6 separate regions of the Homo sapiens genome follow, and all the other regions are linked to region 5. A link is a contact called in ENCODE Hi-C or POLR2A ChIA-PET data. All regions are on one chromosome and are shown on one strand. The core of a region is the stretch at or near the end of the contact, and the rest is flanking DNA. Distances in the headings are between cores, read along the strand shown. Region 1 holds the start of MTIF3 (mitochondrial translational initiation factor 3). Region 2 holds the start of GTF3A (general transcription factor IIIA). Region 3 holds the start of POLR1D (RNA polymerase I and III subunit D). Region 4 holds the start of RPL21 (ribosomal protein L21). Region 5 holds the start of CPAP (centrosome assembly and centriole elongation protein). Region 6 holds the start of USP12 (ubiquitin specific peptidase 12).

Region 1 (3,965 bases), core at 379-2,878, 2.5 Mb after region 5:
GAGGCTGAGGCAGGAGAATCACTTGAACCCGGGAAGCAGAGGTTGCAATGAGCTGAGATCGTGCACCGCACTCCAGCCTAAGCATCCAGCCTAGGCAACAGGGTGAGACTCTCAAAAAAAATTTTTTTTTAACTTATTCTCCTATGTTAATCCTATGTTAGTCTTCTTCCAGAACTCTAGTGATGGGATCACTACCCATCCACAACCTCCAGTCACCTCCAAGACACCTTTGACGCCTCCACTTTCCCAGTCAACCCAACACCAAGCCTCATCGACTTCATTTCCTAAACCCCACTCGAATCCATCCAGTCCTCTCCGTATCCACTGTCACCACCGTCAGTTTAAAACATCGACCACCTCGTTTGGATTCCTGCCAGTCTCCTAACTCGGCTTGAGCCCTGGCAACCAGTTCCCACTGCACTGCGGTCACTACACCCAGGACCTTCCTCACCTTAAATAAAACTGCCCCGAGATTAAAGATCTACACCTTCGCCAGGCCAAAAGGCCCTTCCCACCTCTCCAGTTTCTTCTTTATGCCTAGGCCACACTGGCCATTCGGTTTTTGAAATACAGTACTCTCGTCCTTGGTTTAGGAAACGCCAGATCCTTAGCGCATTCTTCTGATTACCTTCCAAACTAAGCCAGTTCTCCCATCCCTCCCCCAATTTACTGAGCTTAACACTGAATGCTTCTACAGTCCAGTTGACCTTTCCTTTAAAACATTCATTACAATTACAGTTTTGTGATGATCTTAGCACTGCTGTTCTCCATCACTAGACCGTAAACTCTACGAAGCAGGAACAAAATGGACTTATTCGTTACTGTGTTGTGCCTGACAGAATGAATAGTAGTCGATTTTCAGATTCTTCTCTCCATCCTCTACTTTTCTAAGACTTAGGCCTTTCACAACACGTACTTGAAACTGAGACTTCTCAGTAAGAGAACTTCGTTTACTTGGTTCAAGTCTTAAGCCACGGAGCCCACTAAATGACAAATGAGAAAAAAAATCCCAGTCACTTCGCGACCTTCCCCCATAAGGCCTCCTCCCGCAACAGCAGGCAGCAAGAACAACGCATTTGTCCAGCATGTCCTGCGCAGGCGCCCTTCGCCTGGCTCGCTCTGCCCCACCTGTGCCAGGCAGTAAGCCGCAAGAGCACTTCCGGGAGCCCCCGACCCGGTTGTTGGTAAGTCGGCGGCGACGCCCACCTGCAGAACGGGACCGGCGGAGCGCCAGGGCTAGAGACGGGACGTAGCGACGTACTGCGTGCGTGCGTGCGCACAAACGAGGGCGCGCATGTCGGGACGGAACTAGAAAAGCTCAGTGGGGCTGGCGGCAACTCTAGGTCTAACATCCCTCGGAAGTTCGTGCAGCGGCCTCGCTGAAAATGGCTTTACAGCCCGGCAGAACCCTCCGACTCCGCAGCAGGACCTGCGGAGCCTCTCCGCCCTCGGTACCGGCGGGACGGGGTAGCCCTGACCTTCCGGGTGCCTCCTCCACAGGGGCGCCCCCTAAGGCCACGCCCTCCCGATGCCGGTCCGCGCACCGCTCCGCACGCCTCATATTTAGCATTACCTGTGCTGGGGCAAGCGATTGACATACTGTAGCGGACGCAAGTACAGCGGATCTGCGGCGAGTCCCCTTCGCTCTCCGTAGTGGGCGGGGCTTCACCCCGCGTCCTTTAAAGGAAAGGTGATGGGCGGAGCCACGTTTTTCTACTGTTGGGATTCAGTTCCGCCGACAGAAAATGCGGAGAACGCGGAGGAAGTCCCTGAGGGGAAATTGCTGCTCACCTGGCTCCCGCTGCTCCGCAGGTGCGGTGAAGGCTAATGTCGAATTTCTGCAGCAATCGGAGCAGCCCTTACTCCAGTTACATTAACACCAATCTCGGTCTCCCACTAGGGCTTTATAAATTGCTTTCATAAACGTCTTTTTAATGTAACACTGAATAAAATGTTTTATAAGCGTCTTTTATAAGGATCGTAAGTGAAAGGGCGCTGTCTCCGATTTGCAGGTGAGCAGACAGCTTCGGAGTGAGAACGGCTCCCCGCGGGTCCCCGGTGGCGCGCGGCTCCCGGAGGCAAAACAAAGCTGGGGCCGGGGCGTCGGAGCCTCCGCGTTGTAGTTGGGAGAGGTTCGAACGGGGCCCCAGCTGGCGAAAGGGAAAACGGACCCGGACCCGGACCCGTGGAGCCTGCTCGAAAGCCGGGTGCTGGGGGTCTGGGCCCCGTGTCCCCCCTCTTTTTCTTCTTCAATAAGAAATTCCTCAAGGGCAGACTGCGAGTCCACAGTCGTGAAGCCACCTAATCTGGCTTCATACCTGGAATGTTTGGATTCCTGGTACGAAGAAAAACTAACATTTATTGGCTACTTGTCCACTGGAAGGCGTTGTCTTATTTCTCATTAACTCCTTGAGTCAGCATTACGTCTTTTATTACAGATGACACAACTACTAAAGCTTTAAATAGTTCTTTGGGAGCAAAGACGAAATCTCCATTTCCTTTTTAGCTGCTGGTAGCTCGACGCTCACTGTTAAAATAGGGAGGTAATGAAACAACTCTTGTGTGAGACCGAAAGTCCAGGTGTGCATCTTGGCCATTTCCAAGTTAATCAAGAAGAATTAAGGATTCATTTTATTCTATCAAAATTATTTCTCAATGCCAAGATATTTTGTGTGACGTAGATTCGGGGACAGACTGAGTAGCACAATACCTGGGAAAAGTTAGGTGCTCAGCAATTATAATTGCCCACATTTGTGATTGCTTTTGCCTATGTGCCAGACACTGTTCTACGCACTGAACATATCTCAAGTTATTCAATCTTCAGGACAACCTTATGAGCCAATTATTATTATTACCCATTTTACAGATGAGGGAACTGAAACAAATTTGCCCAAGGTCGCACAACTAGTAGCAGAATCAAGAATAAAAAAGCCAAAAAACCCCAAACCCAGGCAAACTTTAAATGTTCCTTGCATTGCTAGACTGAAGTAGTGAGAGAAACAGTAAACAGTACGAGTCCATGAAAACATTAAAAGGATGTGAAGTATGTACAAGTAACTGAAACATTTAATGCCCAAACTAAAGACTTAAAATTTGCTAAGGTAATAGCACAGGTAGATTCACACCAAGTAATCACTGGTAACTGAAGCTACCGGCCAGCATCCATTTGCAGTCCGTCTTTGAAGGCAGCTGTGTCCAGAGCAGGTGGTTTAGGAAGCTTTCTAGACTTCCATTGTCAGATGTCTCCACGCCTAGAAGATGGTGCTTTAGTGTTCCTGGGAGGAGACATGCAGAGATGGGGTGGCAATTACAGACATGCCCACAGATGGAGAGAAGCCATTTTTTTCATCTTTTCCCTTGAACTCTTCTTTGACCTCCAGCCGAAATGGAGCTTGGCAGCTTTTGTGGGGTTTTTTGTTTTTTTGTTTTGTTTTGTTTTGTTTTGTTTTTGGAGATGGAGTCTCTCTGTGTCGCCCAGGCTGGAGTGCAGTGGCGCGATCTCGGCTCACTGCAACCTCCACCTCGCGGGTTCAAGCGATTCTCCTGCCTCAGCCTCCCGAGTAGCTGGGATTATAGGCGCGTGCCACTGGGTCGGGCTAATTTTTGTATTTTTAGTAGAGACGGGGTTTCACCATATTGGCCAGTCTGATCTCGAACTCCTGACCTCAGGTGATCCACCCCACTCGGCCTCCCAAAGTGGTAGGATTACGGGTGTGAGCCACCACGCCCGGCCACTTGGAAGCTTTTAAAGAGTCATTGAGAGCCTTGAGCTGTGCTTGGTGGGGGCAGACTTTGAAGATCCTTGAATAAAGATGAAGAGGTTTGGGGAAATGCTATTACTATGCCACAGATCTTTAATAAACTACTCCGTTATGTACATAGAAGAGGACTCTGAGACATGTGTAGAGCTTTCCCAATTGTTATCGTTTCTACATATAATTTAACCCCCTCAAAAAATGTAACTC
Region 2 (3,672 bases), core at 1-2,500, 2.5 Mb after region 5:
GAACTGGCGCAAGAGAAACCATTTTAGAATTCCGGAGTTGTGGGAGGGATGAGTGTAGAATTCTCCCATCCATGGACAGGGGCTAGAGTGGCAAATGAAGAAAGCAACAGGTGGACCCAAGGCATAGACACTCTCACAGCCCCGTTATCTTGAGACGGAGGATGACACAGGCGTTATCAACTTTCCCACTTTCAAGATGAGCAGACTGAGGCAAAGGAGTGTTTATGAACTGGAATACTCAGTTCATAAGCACTGATGTTAAGCCCTGGCTTGTTTCCAGAACTGCACTGCTGTGCAGGGACCTGTTCATCACATTCCGACAAGGGCTTAATGATTCGGAATAATGCAGGATGTGAAAAATATGGATCTGGCGAACATCCCCCAAGTCATCCTGCCAGTTATCTGTATCCAAGGACATTTTTTAGGCATGTGGTCCTCATAAACTAAGATACTCATATTCATTCAGGCCTCTCAAAAGTGCTTCTCAGGTTTTGATATGCACTGAATCACCTGGAGATTTGTTTCAAGTAGGTCATCAAGGCTCTAGGGCAGTGTTCCCAAACTTTTCCTTTTTTTTTTTTTTTTTTTCCAACCACCTGGTCAGTTTGCCGGGGTGGGGAAGGGTAGGATGGGGAGACATCTGTATTTATTCTTTTAGAGCTCGGGGTCTCACTCTGGGCTCAAGCGATTCGCCCGCGTACCTGGGACTACAGGTGCGCACTACTGTGCCAGGATAGTGGTTCCCAAACTTTTCTGCGCATTGAAATCACCTAGGAAGTTTCCAAAAATACTGATGCCTGTTTCCTACCCCCAGAAATTGTGATTTAAGTGGTCCAAGTATCCTCTAGGCTTCGGGATTTTGTAAAGCTCTCCACGTGAATCTGAGCTTAGGAACCTCTGAACTGGGGCTTGCAGCAGAAGCACGTAAAGCACGCAAAGAAACGAAACCACACAGGTCACACTAGTAATGTGGCAACAGGCTAACTTAAATTATGTAAGGCTAGTGCTTTCCAGAGTGTACTGGAGGACGGGAAACAAGCCCCATTTAAGCAGTGCCTCGGGATTTGAGTTGCCTGTGAAACGCAGCAGCCTTCTGCCGAGGACGCAGAAACCCCCGCCTCTCATCCAGGGCTGACAGGGCACGGGCCGCGAGCCGCGGCGGGGCCTCCTGGCGCATGCGCGATCTCCCGGAGCATGCGCAGCAGCGGCGCCGACGCGGGGCGGTGCCTGGTGACCGCGCGCGCTCCCGGAAGTGTGCCGGCGTCGCGCGAAGGTTCAGCAGGGAGCCGTGGGCCGGGCGCGCCGGTTCCCGGCACGTGTCTCGGCACGTGGCAGCGCGCCTGGCCCTGGGCTTGGAGGCGCCGGCGCCCTGGATCCGCCGGCCGTGGTCGCCGAGTCGGTGTCGTCCTTGACCATCGCCGACGCGTTCATTGCAGCCGGCGAGAGCTCAGCTCCGACCCCGCCGCGCCCCGCGCTTCCCAGGAGGTTCATCTGCTCCTTCCCTGACTGCAGCGCCAATTACAGCAAAGCCTGGAAGCTTGACGCGCACCTGTGCAAGCACACGGGGGAGGTGAGGGGGGCGAGGCTGCCAACCCTGGGCCTAGGGATGGCGCGTGGCCCCGGGGTAGCCACTGCAGTCGTGGCCAGGGCCGCAGGCCCCGCTGTGCAGCGCGTTCAGCTTTGACATCCAGGACTTGGGGAAGGAGCTGAGGAAGTAGACAGGAAGTTGTAGGACCTTCGTTCTGCGACCTTGATATCCATGGCAGGGGCTCGGGATTTACTAAGCAGTCATTGATCGTGAGTCTCGGCCAGCCAAGTGCCTCCCGTAATCTGCAAATAAGTGTGAGGTTTGAGGGGGCCCACCGCTACTAGACACCTGCCAAACACTGGCCCCTGGAGCTGGTACAGAAGATGGGTTACATGTACCAGGGGTCGTGAAAGCAGCATGTGCTCATTTCTTCGTAACTCCACACTGGAGAGAGCAGTGAGCAAAACAGGCAAACCCAAGGTTTCTGCTGCCATGGACCTTTGTTCCTGGGTCGAGCCGACCACAGGATAGGTGGGAATGACATGCAGTGTTGTGGTCAGGAAAGGCCTCTCTGTGTGAGCCGTGTAAGAAGGAAGGATCTAGCCATGCAGACATTTGTGCTAGGTAGAGAGAACACAAAGGGAGCCTGTGACCCTTGGGGTGGGAGGCAGGTGGGTGTGTTTGGGTGCGGAGATCACCATATGAGGTCTGAGAAGTAGGCCCATTAGGAGTTTGGATTTTATTTTGAGGGCAGGAGAATGTCAGATACCATGATATGACGTGGCAGCCCATGTCACACACAAGTGAGGAAAACGAGGGTCATGGAGGTCAAGGAATCTGCCCAGCTTCCCAGTTTTTGGCAGAGCTAGGCTTCACACTGCCTCAGCTTAAAGCCCTTAATTTCTTAAACCACTGGGCTGCAGTCCATACCTTTGCCCCTTGCACCTCCTCTAATTTATGGGCCACCTTCTCCAGGTGTCCTCCGGGGCCTCATTCCTTAACCTCTCCAGCACTGGAAGGCCGACCGCTTCTTCCTTGAGACCTTCTCTGGTTCTTTTCCTCTTCCTCGTCTGCCCTTTTCGTTGGATCCTCTTCTGCCCTCTGCATGTTCCACCCCGCCCAGCTCCCTCTTGCGGTCTTACATAGCCACCGGCATGACTCATAACATCCTTTATGCTTTGCCCCTCTGCCCTTCCTCTTGCCCGTTCTAGCCTCTAAATTCTGGGCTCTGTATTACCAGTAGATCCACGTAAGAGCTTGCCTTTCCTTTTAGACCGGTGTGCTGTATTTTGGATACTGGCGCTACCAGTTTCCTTAATACAGGTTGAAAAACTTGGAGTCATCTTTGTTGTCCCAGATCTCTCATGCAGATTAATTTGACAAATGTTTATTGAGCCTACTCCACGCCTGCCGCTGTGCAAGGTTCTGTGGCTCCGCCCCTGGTGGTATGTAGCTCACTGTGTTCCTGTTTGCTTGTTTTGCTCCTAGTACTCTCATGGAGGCCTCGGTGCCTCCCTCCTGGACGCCTTGGTAGTATGCTTTTCATAGTTTGATGCACCAAACTGGTTATTTGGTTATTTGGGGTGTGTGTTTGGCTTTTACTATAGGTTCAAAATGAGTCACCCCCTCCCAACTCCTGGGTTACAAAAGGTGGTTGCATTTAGGGTGTTGAGCTGTTTTCTTTGCTTCGCCCTGGCACCTGTGAGCTTTTTCAGGTGTGACACACTTTCCTATAGCTGTGCTTGGCATTATCCTAGCACAGACCCTGGGCTTGTCTGGGATGAGACAGGCCTCCCTCGTTCCTCTGCCCTAGGCTTGCTTTTTTACATGTTAAATCATGCGGTGGTGGGGATCCATGCAGACAAGCCATGCTAACAGCCAGGGCGTCTTTAAGAGGGGGTTGCTGTGAAAGCCTGCTGCCGGGTTGGGAGCAGGTTAAAAATGCTATGCCTGCTTATTTTAAATGCTGTTCATGGAACAAAAATCTGTGTAGTGACTTTGTGAGAAGTTGTGATGTTTATGTTGTGTAACTTTGTGCAGGAACACTGCGTCTTGCAGTGGGTGCACAGCTCTGAGTAGAAACCACCTCTTCATAGGAAGCCTGTGGCCTTAACACTAGGCAGTTTAAGCTTTTAAATAATACC
Region 3 (2,500 bases), core at 1-2,500, 2.7 Mb after region 5:
CACAGGGCGGGAGGTGGGCGGACCAGAGGGCGGCTCCACCTATCCGAGAGCTCGGGAGGCGGGCCAGAAGGGACCCGTCACTCCCGGGTTAGAGTGAGACCACTCCGCCCTCGCCGCCCGCCTCCCCCACTCGCCCCGGGCTGTCCCCGCCGCCCGCCTGATTCCCCTGCGGAAGCCCCGCTGGCTAGGTGTCTGCGCGCACCCCCGGCCGCCGCCAAGAGTGGCACAGCTGGGGAAGGAGTGAACATCCAGAGGAATCGCGGGGCGGGGTGGGGGGAGGCCAGGAGAACAGGTGGCGCAGGGAAGCAGAAACGTAGTTGCGCTGGACAGCTGGAGTCGGGCAGGGTCGGGGCCAGCGGCGAGGGGACAAGAAGGGCCGATTCGAGAGGAAGCGCACCTGAGGGAGCACAGCGAAGGCCGGGACGCAGGGAGCTGGATGGAGAGCGAGCCTGGGCGGCGAAAGGTTGCCGAGGCGGGGGCTGGGCGCCTGGGAACAAAGGTGAGGGCGGGTTCCGCAGGTGAGGAGGTTTGAGGAGCCACTGGGGAGAAAGGGAAAAGGAAGTCTACAGCCGGAGAGGACGCGCTCTGGGGGTAGAAGGAATCCTAGGACGGAAAGGATAAGGTGGGAAACAGTTTTCTCCCAAACTCTCACTCCCCCAAAAGAGACATTTCTTTCTTGCCCTATTTTGACCCAGTTGAAAATGCAACTGCAAGCTCCCCGGTGAAACAAATACCGCCTTCAACCTTCGTATTCTGTGGTGACTCATCTCGCACGTGACCCCCCTCCCTCTTCAAGGTGTGTTGACCGACTACAGTTTAAGCCTGTCGTCCCACAAAAGGCCCGGGAGGGCCGGGGTCCCAGGAAGGGCCATCCTGGGTCAACACCGCCCCAGTTGGGAAGTCGGGCCGCTTTCGGACTTGCCACTGGGAAGGGAAGTGATTTGGGGGCGGCAGGTAAGGCCGCGCCCCTTCGCCATCACCTGGGGAAAGGTACCAGAGTTGAGCCGGGGCGCCCGCAGGCCTGTCTGGGCCTCGGGGTAAGGCGGCGCTGGCCCCGCCCCCTGCCCCTCCCGCCGCGAGTGGCCTCGCGTGGTCGCCCAGGTGAGCCGCGGGGCCGCGAGCCACCGCTCACCCCGCGTCGGGGCGGGGGCTGGGGGTGGAGCCTCATGCCCCGCCCCGCGGCTGGGCCCTGCCGCGCCGCTGCGGCTCCTCCTCCCTCCTTCCGTCCTCCGCGCCTTCCGTCGGTCGGTCCTTGCTTCCTGCTTCGCCTCCGCGCCTCGCGCTATGGGACAGAGCCCCCGATCCGCCAGCACCACCTGAGGATCCAGAAACCGCCCCAGCGATGGAAGAGGATCAGGAGCTGGAGAGGTAACGGCCGAGGAGGAGGCGGGCGGAGCGGGCCGCGCCCAAGGGGAGCGGGTGGCCGAGGGGCACGCTGCCTGGCCTGGCAGCCGGGGCCTGACTCGGGGCGCAGAGAAGAAGCATGGAGAGAGAAGTGGGGAGGAGACATGAATGTGTTTCAGTTGAGAGGCTGAGAGGTACACTAGCTATCAAGGAGGGAAGACAAGTTGGGAGACCAGAGTTAAGTATCCGAACTGCCCACCCCCGTTACAACAGCAGTGTGTAAAAATCACGCCCCGGGCCTCTGCTCCTGAGGACGGTACTCGTGCCTCTGTCCCTGTAACTACGGCTCACCTTCTTTCTATGTGCAGACTGCTCCTAAAGCCACTCTGTGCGCTGAGCTCTTTTTCTCCCTGCTGCTTGACTCCTGAACCTTCCATTCTCCTAGTTTCCTTCTCTTGCAAAATGGAAGCCGTAGTTGGGCCTGCACATTGATCATCTGTATCCTCTATTTTTATACTAGAGCAATCGGGATTTCTATGCCTTTCAACCCTCTCTTCATCCTCTAGCAGGACCAGTCCTATTCTAATCCTATCCCTTGCTTGTGACTCTACCAAAAAATATTTTTGCAAACACTTAAGTTTGTGTTTTTCTAAGAAAACTCCCCTTGTGGCCAGTGTGGATGGTCAAATGGAGCAGGGAAAAACTGGAGGCAATAAATTAAATATTTATTGATAGAGTTTGTGGAGGCAGGAAAATGAGAGGCGAATAATTCTGTGTAGCTGGAGTAGATTAATAATAATGTGTTGCAATGTGATATAGTAAATGAGAAAAAGCTAGTTACAAAACAATATTCAGTATGATCTCATTTTTATAAAAAATATGTGTGTAGAAAAATATCTGGATTGAAGACCTCAATGGCTGAAGGCGAGAGGAAGACAGCCCTGGAAATGGTCCAGGCAGCTGGAACAGATAGACACTGTGTGACATTTGTATTGCACGAGGAAGACCATACCCTAGGAAATTCTCTACGTTACATGATCATGAAGAACCCGGAAGTGGAATTTTGTGGTTACACTACGACCCATCCTTCAGAGAGCAAAATTAATTTACGCATTCAGACTCGAGGTACCCTTCCAGCTGTTGAGCCATTTCAGAG
Region 4 (4,093 bases), core at 1,349-3,848, 2.3 Mb after region 5:
TGACAGCAGGTAAGCAAATTAACTGGGGAACTGTAGTGGGGATGCTAAACAGTACAGTACCCATTTGTTAAGGGTTGGTCGTGAATTTATGGGAGAGGCTAAAAACACAAATGCCAACAGGAGCCAGGCAGGTAAATGACTGAAGCAGGCTGAGTGATGAAGGAACTCAAGAATGAATGCCCCATCTAAAGGGGAAGCCAGTGGAGTGGCCATCAAGACTATCAGCTCTATGCTGCCAGATCTCCTGATTTCTCAAGGGAAGCCAGAAATCTTTTTTTTTTGATATGTTAATTTTTAAAACACTCTATGGGCTCAAAAAAATATTTCCAAGTGCAAAAAAATATAGTGCATGGATGACTAGTTTCTGATTTGTCATCACACCAGATTACAAGATTTTCTTCAACGGTGCTCAGCTGTGGAGGTACTGTCACGGTTGCATTTATCCAAGGTTCGGTATGTGCTAAGAAAGTGATGGGGGCCAGGCGCGGTGGCTCACGCCTATAATCCCAGCACTTTGGGAGGTGGAGGCGGGTGGATCACCTGAGGTCAGGAGTTGGAGACCAGCCTGGCCAACATGGTGAAACCTCGTCGCTACTAAAAACAAAAAAATCAGCCAGGTGTGGTGGCGGGCGCCTGTAATCCCAGCTACTCCTCGTGAGCCTGAGGCAAGAGAATCGCTTGAACCCGGGAGGCAGAGGTTGTGGTGAGTCGATGTCGCGCCACTGCACTCCAGCCTGGGCAACAAGAACAAAATTCCCTCTCAAAGAAAGAAAGAAAGTAATGGGAAAGGAAAAGTGACCTGAGGAAGTGAGTGCTAACAGAGTGACTGTAATAATGAACTACAGAAAATTAAGTTAAAGACAATCTAGAAGCCAAGGGCTAATGGTTACAGTGAAAGTCTGGAGGAGTCAACGTATTGAAGGAATCAATACCAAATCCTATTCCTCCTCAAGTTCTTCAGCAAATGATGTTAAGTGCTGATGACGATGGTCACAGAATGTACACATTTAAAAAATGGTGCTGACGCAGTTCTTAGAAATTACAACTTTCAGGTGCATCAGGAGAGTGAGTCGAAGACATGCAAATTTCAAAAGCGACTGGACGATATTATTTATATTCAGTCTGATAAGGGATTTTGTTAACTTAGCTGACTTTTTAAAAATGCATCCTAAAAATACATACAATCATGAGAAAAACATGAGACAAATTCCATGATTAGGACATCCTACAAAATACATGACCAGTACTCCTCAAAACTCTCAAGGTCACCAAAAGTAAGGAAAGTTTGAGAAACTGCCACAGCCACAAGAGGCATATAAGGAGACATCATAACTAAATGTAATGTGGTATTCTGGATGGAATCCTGGAACAGAAAAAGGGTATTAGGTAAAACCGAAGGAAATCTGAATAAAATGTGAACCTTAGTTAATAACAGTGTAAAATATTGGTTCATTAATTGCAACAAATGTACCATATTAGCATGAGATGTTAATAATAGGGGAAACTGGATGCTGGGTATATGGCATTATCTCAATTTAAATAAACTACATTAAGAAAATAATATCTATTTTTAAAGGTGTAGTGAATAAAACAATGGCCACCCATATATTTAACACCCGGTTTAATAATGGTCAATACAGTTAAAGCCTCCCTTTATTGTCCCCTCCTTACCAGATATGACTGCTTTTCTCAACTTGATTTTCATTCTCTTGTATTTCTTGACTTCTTTAACTACATATGTATGCATAACTAAGCAATATATAGCATTGTTTTACAAGTTTTAGAGTTGAATGTATATGAATTGTCATACTATTTATTTTTCTACATCTTTCTCTTTTTGCCTCATCACATTTCTGAGTTCAGTCTTCTTTTATTGGCGTATAATACTACATCCTAACATCCCATAAGGTATTTATTCTGTTATTGATGGACGTTTCTAATTTTTTGCTTCTACCCACAGCGCTGTTACGTACATCCTTGTTCACTTACCAAAGTTTCTACAAGACATATAGGTAGGAGCAGAGTGCTGGGGTTTAGTAATTGAAAACTTTTACTAGATTTTGCCACATTGCTTTCCCAAAGAGGTTTTAACATTTGCGCACCTACTAGCAGGTGCGTATGTTTAGACGTGTGGAGGAGAAACTATTTAAAGACATACAAACTAGATAATATACTTGCTTCATTCTCGTTTGACCTTCGTACCCAAGCAATTATTTCTGCAAACAAACAAATAAACAACTACTAATAGCACTTCCCGCACCGCCAGCCGCAGTTTTCCCTGCGGAGACGCGGATACAAGGCAGCTTCCGGCGAAGGCGGTGACGCAAAGGATGGCGTAAGCACGCTCGGGACGACGGCGTCCTCTTGATCGCCCTTGAAGGCCCCTTTCCGGGCTGTCTGACACGATGCAAGTGTCAGCTTGTGTTGGCCGGTTGCCTTTCTTTCGCAAGAGGGGAAAATATCCTCACAGACTTTCTGTGTTCTCAGAGACGATCTTCTTCCCTAGAAAGAAGTCGCTTACGGTTGGCGTTTCCCTCAGGCAGCGCCGTGGGCAGCCCACAGGCCCTTGTAAGGCGCGCGCCGCGGCCCCGCCTCTTTCCTTTCGGCCGGAACCGCCATCTTCCAGGTAGGGCCTACGCGTGGCTCCCGGGCGCTAGGTGTTCGACAGACTTGAACCGCGACCTTGTGGCCTCAGAGGTCGTTCATTGGGACCGTGGGGAGACTCTCTAACCTGTTTGAGGTCCATTGGCATGGGCGGGTTAAACCATGTTCTGCCAGACGGGGAGCAGCGTGCGCCGGGTCGGGTCTGGGCCGTGGGCTGAGAACCGGACTGCGATGTTGCGGCCCTGCGGGGGGACATTTGCGAGAAAGACGAGACTGAGTCGCTTGGGGTGAGGCGACTCGAGTTAATCTTTAAAAGACTTCGTTTTATGTTCCCGTGGCTGCATCTCCGGTACTGTGGGTGGCCCCTCTCACATAGGCTGTGTGGGGGCCGCGTGGCCTGATGCCTTTCTAACTCCTTTCAGTGTGGCTTTTTTATTCCAAATCTTGCGATGATGTTGGGTGAGGACTTAAGGGGTAGTAGGAATGGGTTTAAAGTCAGGCGTCGGCTTTAATCTTCTGTGAAGCCTACAGGTGTGAAAACCCGGGCTCTCGGTCGGAGAGTGGGTCCCGGAGTCGTCCTGGGTGATGAACCCTCACTGCCCTTAGTTAATGCATAAGACGATTTCCGACTGTTTTTAAAATTTTGACCCCACATGGTGATCGGACGAAGGGAAAGTGTTTTGAGGTTGCAACACCAATATTTGCACCAAGAGGAGATACTGTTTTGCGAATTCTAGGGCAGCATGCTTTGAGTGAAGGGAAACATTTAGCCATAGTTCATCATTTTGTCTAGTTTGTGGACGTCAACAGAGTCGAGCAAACTGCAGGTTGCTCTTTATGGTGGATCCTAGTTGCCATGATTTTAATACTCTTACAAACTGTAAAGCATCGTTTTGAAAAGTGCCTTCAGTTTTAAGTGTATGGGGTCCATGCTTAAAATGGATTCCAAACTCAGAAAGATGGATCTAGTGGAGGATTATGGGCTCTGGAATCAGGAATGAGTTAACTGATTATGCCACTTGGTGATTCCACAAAGTGACTTGAATCTACACAGTATCACCCTTTGTGTACTAACTTAGCACAAGTTTTTGGAACTTTATACACATCTAAAGGCTTTGGGGATTGGAACAGAGTACCTGGCATTTAAAGGGTTCATCCATTGTAACAATGGTTTGACTTTGGTGAGTTAGGTGAAACATGTCTTCTTGCTATACAATTTTTATAAAAATGGTACTTTGGGAGCCATTCTTAAAGGATTGTTGGTAAACTTAGAAACCAAATTGTGTTAGAATATTGTCAACACGTCAAGCCTGACTGCTGTATTTTACCTTATGGTAGGAGTAATGGCCAGGAATGGCATTTCTGCCCTATAATGACTAAAGAGCTATCAAAACTATTGTTTTGGCCTTTTTGGGAAACAAAGGAAAGGTTAATTTCTAAATGCCTGTAGGTGAATTCTTAGATAATGATAAATTAGCTGCCGGTTACT
Region 5 (3,656 bases), core at 1,125-3,624:
GTGATGTACATTTTCTCACTGTATCACACTTTGAGAACCACAGCTATTCAGGCATTTAAAAAAACAAAAATTGCTGCCACAGGCAGTAACAAAAATAAATAATGATGTGTGAACATCAGACAAATATGATTCCTTTTTTTTTTTTTTTTTTTGAGATGGAGTCTCACTCTGTTGCCCAGGCTAGAGTGCAGTGGTGTGATCTTGGCTCACTGCAACCTCAGCCTCCCGGGTTCAAGCGATTCACCCACCTCAGCCTCCAGAGTAGCTGGGACTACAAGCATGCACCACCATACCTGGCTTTTTTTTTTTTTTGTATTTTTAGTAGAGACGGGGTTTCACTATGTTAGTCAGGTTGTTCTCAAACTCCTGACCTCAAGTGATCCACCTGGCTTAGCCTCCCAAAATGCTGGGATTACAGGCATGAGCCACCGCACCTGGCCCATGTTTCCATGTATATGAAGCTGAAGAACAGGCAAAATAAACCCATAGTTATAAATGGCATATTGGTCGTTATCCAGGAAAATGGGAGTTGTCCTGTCTGTGTGAAAGTTGATCATACAAATTGAGTCATTCTTATAGCCAACTAAACAATCAAGAAGTCAAGAGGGAAAGGCACTCAGGACACACAACTTTGCTCCAAGAATGGAATTCTCTATAAGTCAGTATGCTGAAACTGCCGGTTGTAACCCGAGACCAATTTGATCTATAGATGCTGAGGTAACTTGCTGCAATTGTAGGACTAATTTTGCCCTCCACCATGGCCCACTCGGTAGGACCTGCTGCCTCCCCAGAACCTTAGGAGAACCAATGAACTTTCTCGAAGAGCGACAGATATAACAATTCTCTTTTTTATAAAACCTCCAGCTTTCTCTTTGTTCTTTGGACATACTGAAGACCACCTGGTCTGTACGCCTGGAACCGCCATTCTTTCTTCCCAAATAAAACGTTAAACTTAAGAGATTCATCTCCAAATTTTTGACTTCAACAACTGGGAAGGTTAATACAGGGGGTGGATACACTTAGGCTGTACACTTAAGATTAGCGCACTTTACTGGATATCTGTTATTCCTGAATAATTTGTAAAAACTTTTTCTAAGCAAATTGTTTTTCAGTAGGAAACCAATCTAAAAAAGTAATGACTTTTTTTTTTTCAAAATCAACCACGTAACTTTGCTTAATTTCAATGACCTTAGCAGAAAATCTTTCGAAATCCAAATTCAGAAGGGAGACAAACTACAAGGTCATTTCATAATATGGAAAACTAGAAAAATTCCCTACTAGACTGACAAGTGCAAGCAGTCTTGGGATGCAGCAGCCAGACTTTTGCATCTCCTCCTCCAACTCCCCACCAAACACACCTTCTATACCTTCAATTTCATGACCGCGATTCTAAAAATATATTTAATGTCAGCATGAAGTATAAAAAAAGCGTCACCAGAACCTGCTACTTATTATTGATACTGAGGTCTTGGTAAAGGGAGCATTGATAATATATATGCCGAGATAGGATTAGTATGTGGACTCAGACTTTACAGATATCAAAATCTGAAGGACACGGGTGCACGTGTATGTCAAACTCATCAAATGGAATGCATTTAAACATGTGCCATTTTTATTGTATAGCAATTATACCTCAATAAAACTTTTAAAAAATGTAACAAACTGACAGCCTTGAAATCTCCAGAAAGTGCTATGTAAACATTCTTTAAAGCAGTATTGAAAAAAAGATAAATTCTCTGCACGGTGAGGGAGGAGAGTGGATACAAACAGCAAATTCAAAGCCACTCTTAGACCGTGAGAAGTAACTAGTTGGTCTGGGAAGTGATTTAGCAGTCCCCTAAAATACAACACGTTCTTGAAAGCCATGAATCCACACGAAGCTTCAAGAGAGAAGCCCTTGACAAAGCTGGGGCAAGACCGGCCCTTAGGACAGCCAGCAACGCTACTTCACCACCCTGCTCCAGCGGACTGCGGCTGCCGCGCTGCCCACAGGAACTCAAGTTCCGCCACAGCCAGGTCAGAGAGACAGACACCCCAGAGAGGCCGGCTTCCCCAGCTCTGCGAAGAACAAAGCAGCGCGAATGAACGAAGCCACTGAACTGCCGTGGGCCTCAGCGCGCCCGTGGGCCTGAGCGCGTCCCGGCGCCCCGCTCCCTCCTCGCCCCGCCGAGCCAACCCCGAGGTCCGAGCAGAGTCCTGCCCGCCCACCGCCGTCCATCTCCGGCGCAGGGCGGCGGACAAAGAGCTCCTCCGCTCTTTTCGCCCACAAATTACCGCTCCGTGAAGCCTGGGCAGCTCAGCAGCACGAACCGACACCTCAATCTCCGCAGCATTTACAAATGGGCCGCCACAATCGCCGCCTCTGTCGGAGCCCCGCCCCCGTCCCGAGGTCCTGTGGGAAGTGAGGATCTCACCCGCGCGTCTGCGCTAAAGCGCAGGCACCGCTGAGCCCAGTGAAACTACAACTCCCAGTGACGCCACAGCGACGGGCGTTGCCCGGCGGGGGATGGACTGCGCGCCGCCTTCCGACCAGCAGCGGGCCAGTGGTCGACGTAGGCGGGCGGCGTGGCGGGGCGGAAAACCGTTTCCGGGAGAGACCTTCCGTGGTGGACGTCGCCCCAGGCTCCCACACTTAGAAAACTAAAGGGAACGCCTAACGGAGCGATGGATCTCCGTGTTCCCAGCAAAGCAGGGAGCACGGAGAGTCAAAGCTAACATAGAGCCCAACCGACGCTTAAAGGAGGTGTTTTGGGTTTTGTTTTTTTTTTTTCTATTTGCGTACGGTCTATTTTGTCGTTTTTTTGGTTTGGTTTGGTTTTTTTCTTTGTTTTCCGCTTTGGCTGAGGTGACTTAGTAAAGGAGAAAAAGGGCAGTCCGCTACACCATTTCGTAAGACGAAAATAACCCTATGAGAATTCACTCCAAAAATAGGCATCTTTCATCTCTCCTCAAATGGCTAATCGGTGGTTTGGCAGAGTGTGTCCATTAGATTCTGAAACTAGTTTGAATACTGACAGTGCAGAATTCAAGAAATTTTTTTGTTTTGTTTCGTTTTAACTGCCACGGCCCTTTAATCTAGGAAGTTACAGCACCGTGAGTTACCACAGTACTACATACCTGGCTTCCATGTCTGATTAAACAGCAGGCCAAGTAAAATGTTTAAAGAAATCAAATGAAGTGCCATTTATAACCGTTATAACTGAAACAAACGACTGCTAAAGACAAAACTATTTCACAGAAATTTGGTCCTCCAAAATTTGTTTTGCTTTCTACTTCAAAAAGAGTCTACTTCTCTAAATCAAGATTTCGGTTTTGCTTCTTTTTTCAATTTTTCTTTTCTTTTTTTAATTTTTATTTTTTGAGATGGAGTCTCGCTCTGTTGCCCAGGCTGGAGTACAATGGCGCGATCTCCGCTCACTGCAAGCTCTGCCTGCCGGGTTCACGCCATTCTCCTGCCTCAGCCTCCCGAGTAGCTGGGATTACAGGCGCCCGCCACCACGCCTGGCTAATTTTTTTATTTTTATTTTTAGTAGAGAAGGGGTTTCACCGTGTTAGCCAGGATGGTCTTGATCTTCTGACCTCGTGATCCGCCCGCCTCGGCCTCCCAAAGTGCTGGAATTACAGGCGTGAGCCACCGCGCCCGGCCCAATTTTTCT
Region 6 (3,830 bases), core at 1,261-3,760, 2.2 Mb after region 5:
CACACACACTCGCCAGACAAGAAGGATACGGGGTGTGGCAGGGAGGAGCGTTCCAAGCCTAGCAAAACAGCACCTACAAAGCCAAAGAGGTATCTTTGCTTTTCAATTTTGTGATTCTCAGAGGACAAATGGCAATTTTCTTTAAAGAATAAGACTGCAAATTACTTTGAGATATTCAGCACTATTTGGGGGTACATTCGAATGTATTCAAATATGAATACAGACACACCCAATTTTAATAGTACCTTTGGAACGATCTCATTTGGCCAGGCATTTTCTGTATTTGCCAACAATACACACGCCCCACATGTAATTAATGTATCTGGATGGAAGCCCTAGAAAGAGCTTCTGATTTGACATCCTTGGGATCAGAATCCCACTTACTAAGTGTGTGACCCTGGCAAATCCCTGTGTCTCACTGTCCTAATCTGATTACAGCATACATTTATTGTTTACCTGAATACTGTTTGTGTCCATGAGCAAGAATGTAAACACCAAGAAAACAGGGGCTGCCCTGACCAATACTGCATCCCCAGTACTCAGCGTCGCCTCTAGCACTTAGTGGCTGCTAAGTGTATACTTGATATACAGTACTTGAGTGAATGAACAGTCGGTAAAGAGTATCACACCACTCCTGAAATCTAGTCTTTGACAATGAACTATGACCCATACAATGTGTGTAGCTCAGCCATGTGGCAAAATTGTCACTGTAAAAGACCTAATTATCGCATTCCTTTTGAAATTGACTAAGATAATAATTGGCGTATCTAAAAATAATTAGCCCAAACAATTCTCCAAAATCATTTTAATATAGTCCATTTAATACAAATGCTTTCCTAAAATGTAAACTGTGAGAAAGAACAATCATCCAGTTGGGAAATGGAGTCTTCAATGATTCATCCTTCAATATGATTTCTTTAATACTGTCGATTTTATGTCCACCTGATTTCAGTCATTTTTTGTACTGTTCCTCAGCGTGTAGTAGAGAATCTGCTTTTTAAGGCATCTTTCAGATCTGATTCACCACTCCTTAAAGAAAAATATATACAATGTACCACCCTTAGATGGAAAATTTCTTGGGGATCTCCTATATGAAATCAGTTGCATAAATAGGGCCAGTGAGGCATGAAACACAAGATTTCAGAAGTCTCTAATAACAACCACTAGGCCCACGTTGCAAAGAACAACTTTTTTCGGTGATGACTCATAAATTATGATCCCTACATATAAGCTCATGAGGAACTAATGAAACGAATTTGTCTCATCATGTGGAAAACTGTGGTCCTTCTGGCCACGCACAAAACACCAAGTTTTAAACGCGCCCACGTTTTGCTTAATTCGGGACTTCCAGCGGGCATTAGCACTTTTCCCTTACAGTCTATTTAAACGCCCTAGGAAAACAAATACCATCGCCTTGGCAGGCGGTCCCCGCACAGACAGACCTAGCTCCAGCCACATACAGATGTGTCTGGTGGGCTGAAGTAAACAAATGACAGGAAAGCTAATGCTGCTTTTCAAGATTAACGTGCATTCCCAGAGACAAGACTGCCACCTGGACACACGGCTGGAAACGGGAGAGCTCGTGCCTCTCAGAGGAGAAAATGGAGAGAATTTCAACAGTACTTATTTAAAGTTTCCACCTTCACACACGCCCCTTTCCCCCAGCGCGGGGTCGGGGACTCGGCCCAGCCAGCGGCGCGAGGAAATCTGCACTTGACTTCCGTCCTCTCCCAGGCGGGAATGAGCGCTGCCCGCCCCGGCCGAGACCCTTCCTTCCTGCCCGCCGACCCCCACCCCTCCCGGGGACCCCTCCCGCTCGGCGCGCGACCAGAAGGAAATGGAGCCCGCGCGGCTCCGCGCCCCCTCCCCGACGACCCCGGCCCGGGGCCGCGCTCTGGCTCGCGCGCGCCCACCCCTCACCCCGGCACAGGCCGGGCGCGCCTCGGCCCTCGTCCCCGCGTCCCGAGCGGACCCCAGCAGTTCAGCCGGGGACTCCCGGAGGCCGGTGCCCGCCCGACGCCGCGTCTGGCACGGTCGCCCACTCACCGCTACCCTCGCGCCGCCCTGGCCCACCAGGCGGCGCCCCCTCCCCAGCCGCCTGGGCCGCTCACCCCCGCGCTCCCCGCCTGCGCGCCGTCCAACCGCCCCCGCCCGGGCCGCCCGGGCCGCCCAGCCCGCCCGCCCGCCCCGGCGCTAGGCCCCGCGAGCGGCCACTGGGAGAGGCGGGTCCAGCGCCGCCCGCCCGCCCGAGAGGTCCCGGCAGCCCCGGCCGCCCGCTCGCCGCCACCTACCATGGTACAGATGGAGGCGAATTTGGAGACTGTCATTAGGATTTCCATCCGGCCAGCGCCATCTTCCACCCAATCACAGCGGCGGCGGCGGGCGGGGGAGGAGGGGAGCCGGGCCGCCCGCTCGCACCGCAGCCCGCGGGCGGACCCCGAGCCGCCGCGGACCCAACCACCGAGCCCGCTGGGCCGCCGCTGCCGTCGTCGCCGCCGGCGCTCAGGCACTCCCGGCCTCGGGCCCCAGCCCCCGCCTGCCGGCCGCCGGCCCGCCCCCGGCTCCGCCCCGGCGCAGGGCGCAGCCGCTGCCTCCGGGCCCGCGCCTGCACGCGAAGCCGCCCTCCGCCCACCCCGCCCAGCGCACAGGGGAGCGGGCTCCGCCGAGGCCCTAATGCCCGGCCTGCCAGGCAGCGGCGCGGCCAGGCGGCGCAGCCCCGCCCACCCCTCGGCAACCCCTCCGCGGCCCTTGTGCGCGAGCCGGGGAACTCCGGTCCGTCCCCACCCCGCGCGCGGCAGAGGGCAGGACCGAAGGCGGGCGCCACCTCCTGCCCGCGTCCCTGCGGTCCTAGAGCCGGGGACCCAGAGACCCCCGCGTAGGAAGGGGTGCGGCGGGGAGGCGCGGGGGTGGCGGCGGCGATCTGGGAGAACCCTGGAGGGGACCAGCTGCGACACCCACCGCGGGCGAGGGGACGGCGAGCCCCCGCTGCCTAAACAGAAAACGGAGGCGATGATCTGGGTAACTACGGGCGGAGTGGGAGGAAACCTGCTCTGCACAGTTAAGATAACCCGGGTATGCGTCCCAAGCACTTGGTTTGTTTCTTTTTACGTATATTGGATGAATCACCGGAGTCAAACACAACTTAGAAAAAGACAAAATAATTAAACAAAAATGAAGAGGCAAAGAACAAATTACACATGTTTAACTCTTTGAATTAAGAAGAAAGATAAGTAATGGGGGAAGGAGAGGAGCGAAACCTGTTGGCCTGTTGGCGATAAATTTATAATAGGCTTCTAAATATCTGCACATTGAGCTGCAAAATAGGGAGGATCTCAAGCCAGCAGTGATGATGATATTACCAGAGACAGGAAGCCCGCAAGCAAGAAAAATGCCCTGTGAGAAATCCTTAGGCAGTGCTGGCTACTGGCATGGGTAGTTCCTCTTTCTCCTTTTATAAAATTCATATTTGCACCCTGTTCTTCATGCCTGGCAGCTCAGCTTTATTTTTTCCTATTTGAGAAAGTAGTTCAAGTGAGTAGAATAACTTCATAAATTATTATGTTAGAAAGCTTGTGATATTTTCTGATTGAACTCGTGATGGGGTACTTTTCTGGGTTCCCCTAATTCAGTGGGGTTGAGGATCTGAATTCAGGCAGAGCTGTAAAATCAGAAATGCCTCACCTCAAGGGTTCAAAGCACTCAAAAACAAAAAGCATTCAAACAAAATTTAAGTGAAAAATAGACTTCTGGTACATGAATACTGTTTCCATAGTGATTCCATTATAAGCTTGCTTGGGGGGGGAATGCAGATTGAATATAGCCAAGCCCCA

What was found. Hi-C counts contacts between places; a loop is a spot of excess contacts on that map. ChIA-PET counts read pairs that join two places held with the same protein, here RNA polymerase II (POLR2A). Pooled maps may share reads with other maps.
Region 1: a loop to region 5 is called in a map of CD4-positive, alpha-beta memory T cell, with 8 times the contacts of the local background. The contact joins the promoter of MTIF3 here to the promoter of CPAP in region 5. A Hi-C loop is called at or near these places in 1 of 168 maps with a recorded cell type or tissue (CD4-positive, alpha-beta memory T cell), 1 of 37 single-sample maps with no recorded cell type and 10 of 50 pooled maps.
Region 2: a map of B cell shows a loop between it and region 5 (11-fold over the local background). The contact joins the promoter of GTF3A here to the promoter of CPAP in region 5. A Hi-C loop is called at or near these places in 1 of 168 maps with a recorded cell type or tissue (B cell), 1 of 37 single-sample maps with no recorded cell type and 9 of 50 pooled maps.
Region 3: a map of naive thymus-derived CD4-positive, alpha-beta T cell shows a loop between it and region 5 (15-fold over the local background). The contact joins the promoter of POLR1D here to the promoter of CPAP in region 5. A Hi-C loop is called at or near these places in 1 of 168 maps with a recorded cell type or tissue (naive thymus-derived CD4-positive, alpha-beta T cell), 2 of 37 single-sample maps with no recorded cell type and 11 of 50 pooled maps.
Region 4: a map of CD4-positive, alpha-beta T cell shows a loop between it and region 5 (7-fold over the local background). The contact joins the promoter of RPL21 here to the promoter of CPAP in region 5. A Hi-C loop is called at or near these places in 2 of 168 maps with a recorded cell type or tissue (CD4-positive, alpha-beta T cell and CD4-positive, alpha-beta memory T cell), 2 of 37 single-sample maps with no recorded cell type and 10 of 50 pooled maps.
Region 6: a map of B cell shows a loop between it and region 5 (10-fold over the local background). The contact joins the promoter of USP12 here to the promoter of CPAP in region 5. A Hi-C loop is called at or near these places in 2 of 168 maps with a recorded cell type or tissue (B cell and CD4-positive, alpha-beta memory T cell) and 9 of 50 pooled maps. POLR2A ChIA-PET finds 5 or more read pairs at or near these places in 1 of 52 experiments (GM12878).

What each region holds. Positions count from the first base shown.
Region 1 is chr13:27,448,936-27,452,900 of GRCh38, forward strand. It overlaps MTIF3 (mitochondrial translational initiation factor 3), which reads right to left and starts at 1,629. Exons shown (of 5, transcript NM_152912.5): 1 at 1,574-1,629. RefSeq lists enhancers at 866-1,780, 1,624-1,983, 2,004-2,063.
Region 2 is chr13:27,423,369-27,427,040 of GRCh38, forward strand. GTF3A (general transcription factor IIIA) reads left to right here and starts at 1,251. Exons shown (of 9, transcript NM_002097.3): 1 at 1,251-1,570. The coding sequence starts at 1,370. RefSeq lists silencers at 1,076-1,345, 1,356-1,415, 1,516-1,595 and enhancers at 1,686-1,755, 2,706-2,925.
Region 3 is chr13:27,620,642-27,623,141 of GRCh38, forward strand. POLR1D (RNA polymerase I and III subunit D) reads left to right here and starts at 1,251. Exons shown (of 2, transcript NM_015972.4): 1 at 1,251-1,368; 2 at 2,234-2,500. The coding sequence starts at 1,343. It also overlaps a transcript of LNX2 not described here. RefSeq lists silencers at 1-327, 948-1,507 and an enhancer at 1-644.
Region 4 is chr13:27,248,960-27,253,052 of GRCh38, forward strand. RPL21 (ribosomal protein L21) reads left to right here and starts at 2,599. Exons shown (of 6, transcript NM_000982.4): 1 at 2,599-2,626. RefSeq lists enhancers at 1,903-3,102, 1,921-2,506, 2,314-2,853, 2,507-3,092.
Region 5 is chr13:24,920,487-24,924,142 of GRCh38, forward strand. It overlaps CPAP (centrosome assembly and centriole elongation protein), which reads right to left and starts at 2,375. Exons shown (of 17, transcript NM_018451.5): 1 at 2,275-2,375. RefSeq lists enhancers at 1,519-2,420, 2,421-3,322.
Region 6 is chr13:27,169,301-27,173,130 of GRCh38, forward strand. USP12 (ubiquitin specific peptidase 12) reads right to left here and starts at 2,511. Exons shown (of 9, transcript NM_182488.4): 1 at 2,292-2,511. The coding sequence starts at 2,339. It overlaps USP12-DT (USP12 divergent transcript), which reads left to right and starts at 2,959. Exons shown (of 2, transcript NR_046548.1): 1 at 2,959-3,072. RefSeq lists enhancers at 1,488-1,597, 3,098-3,287 and silencers at 1,838-1,887, 1,918-1,987, 2,058-2,147, 2,208-2,257, 2,398-3,037.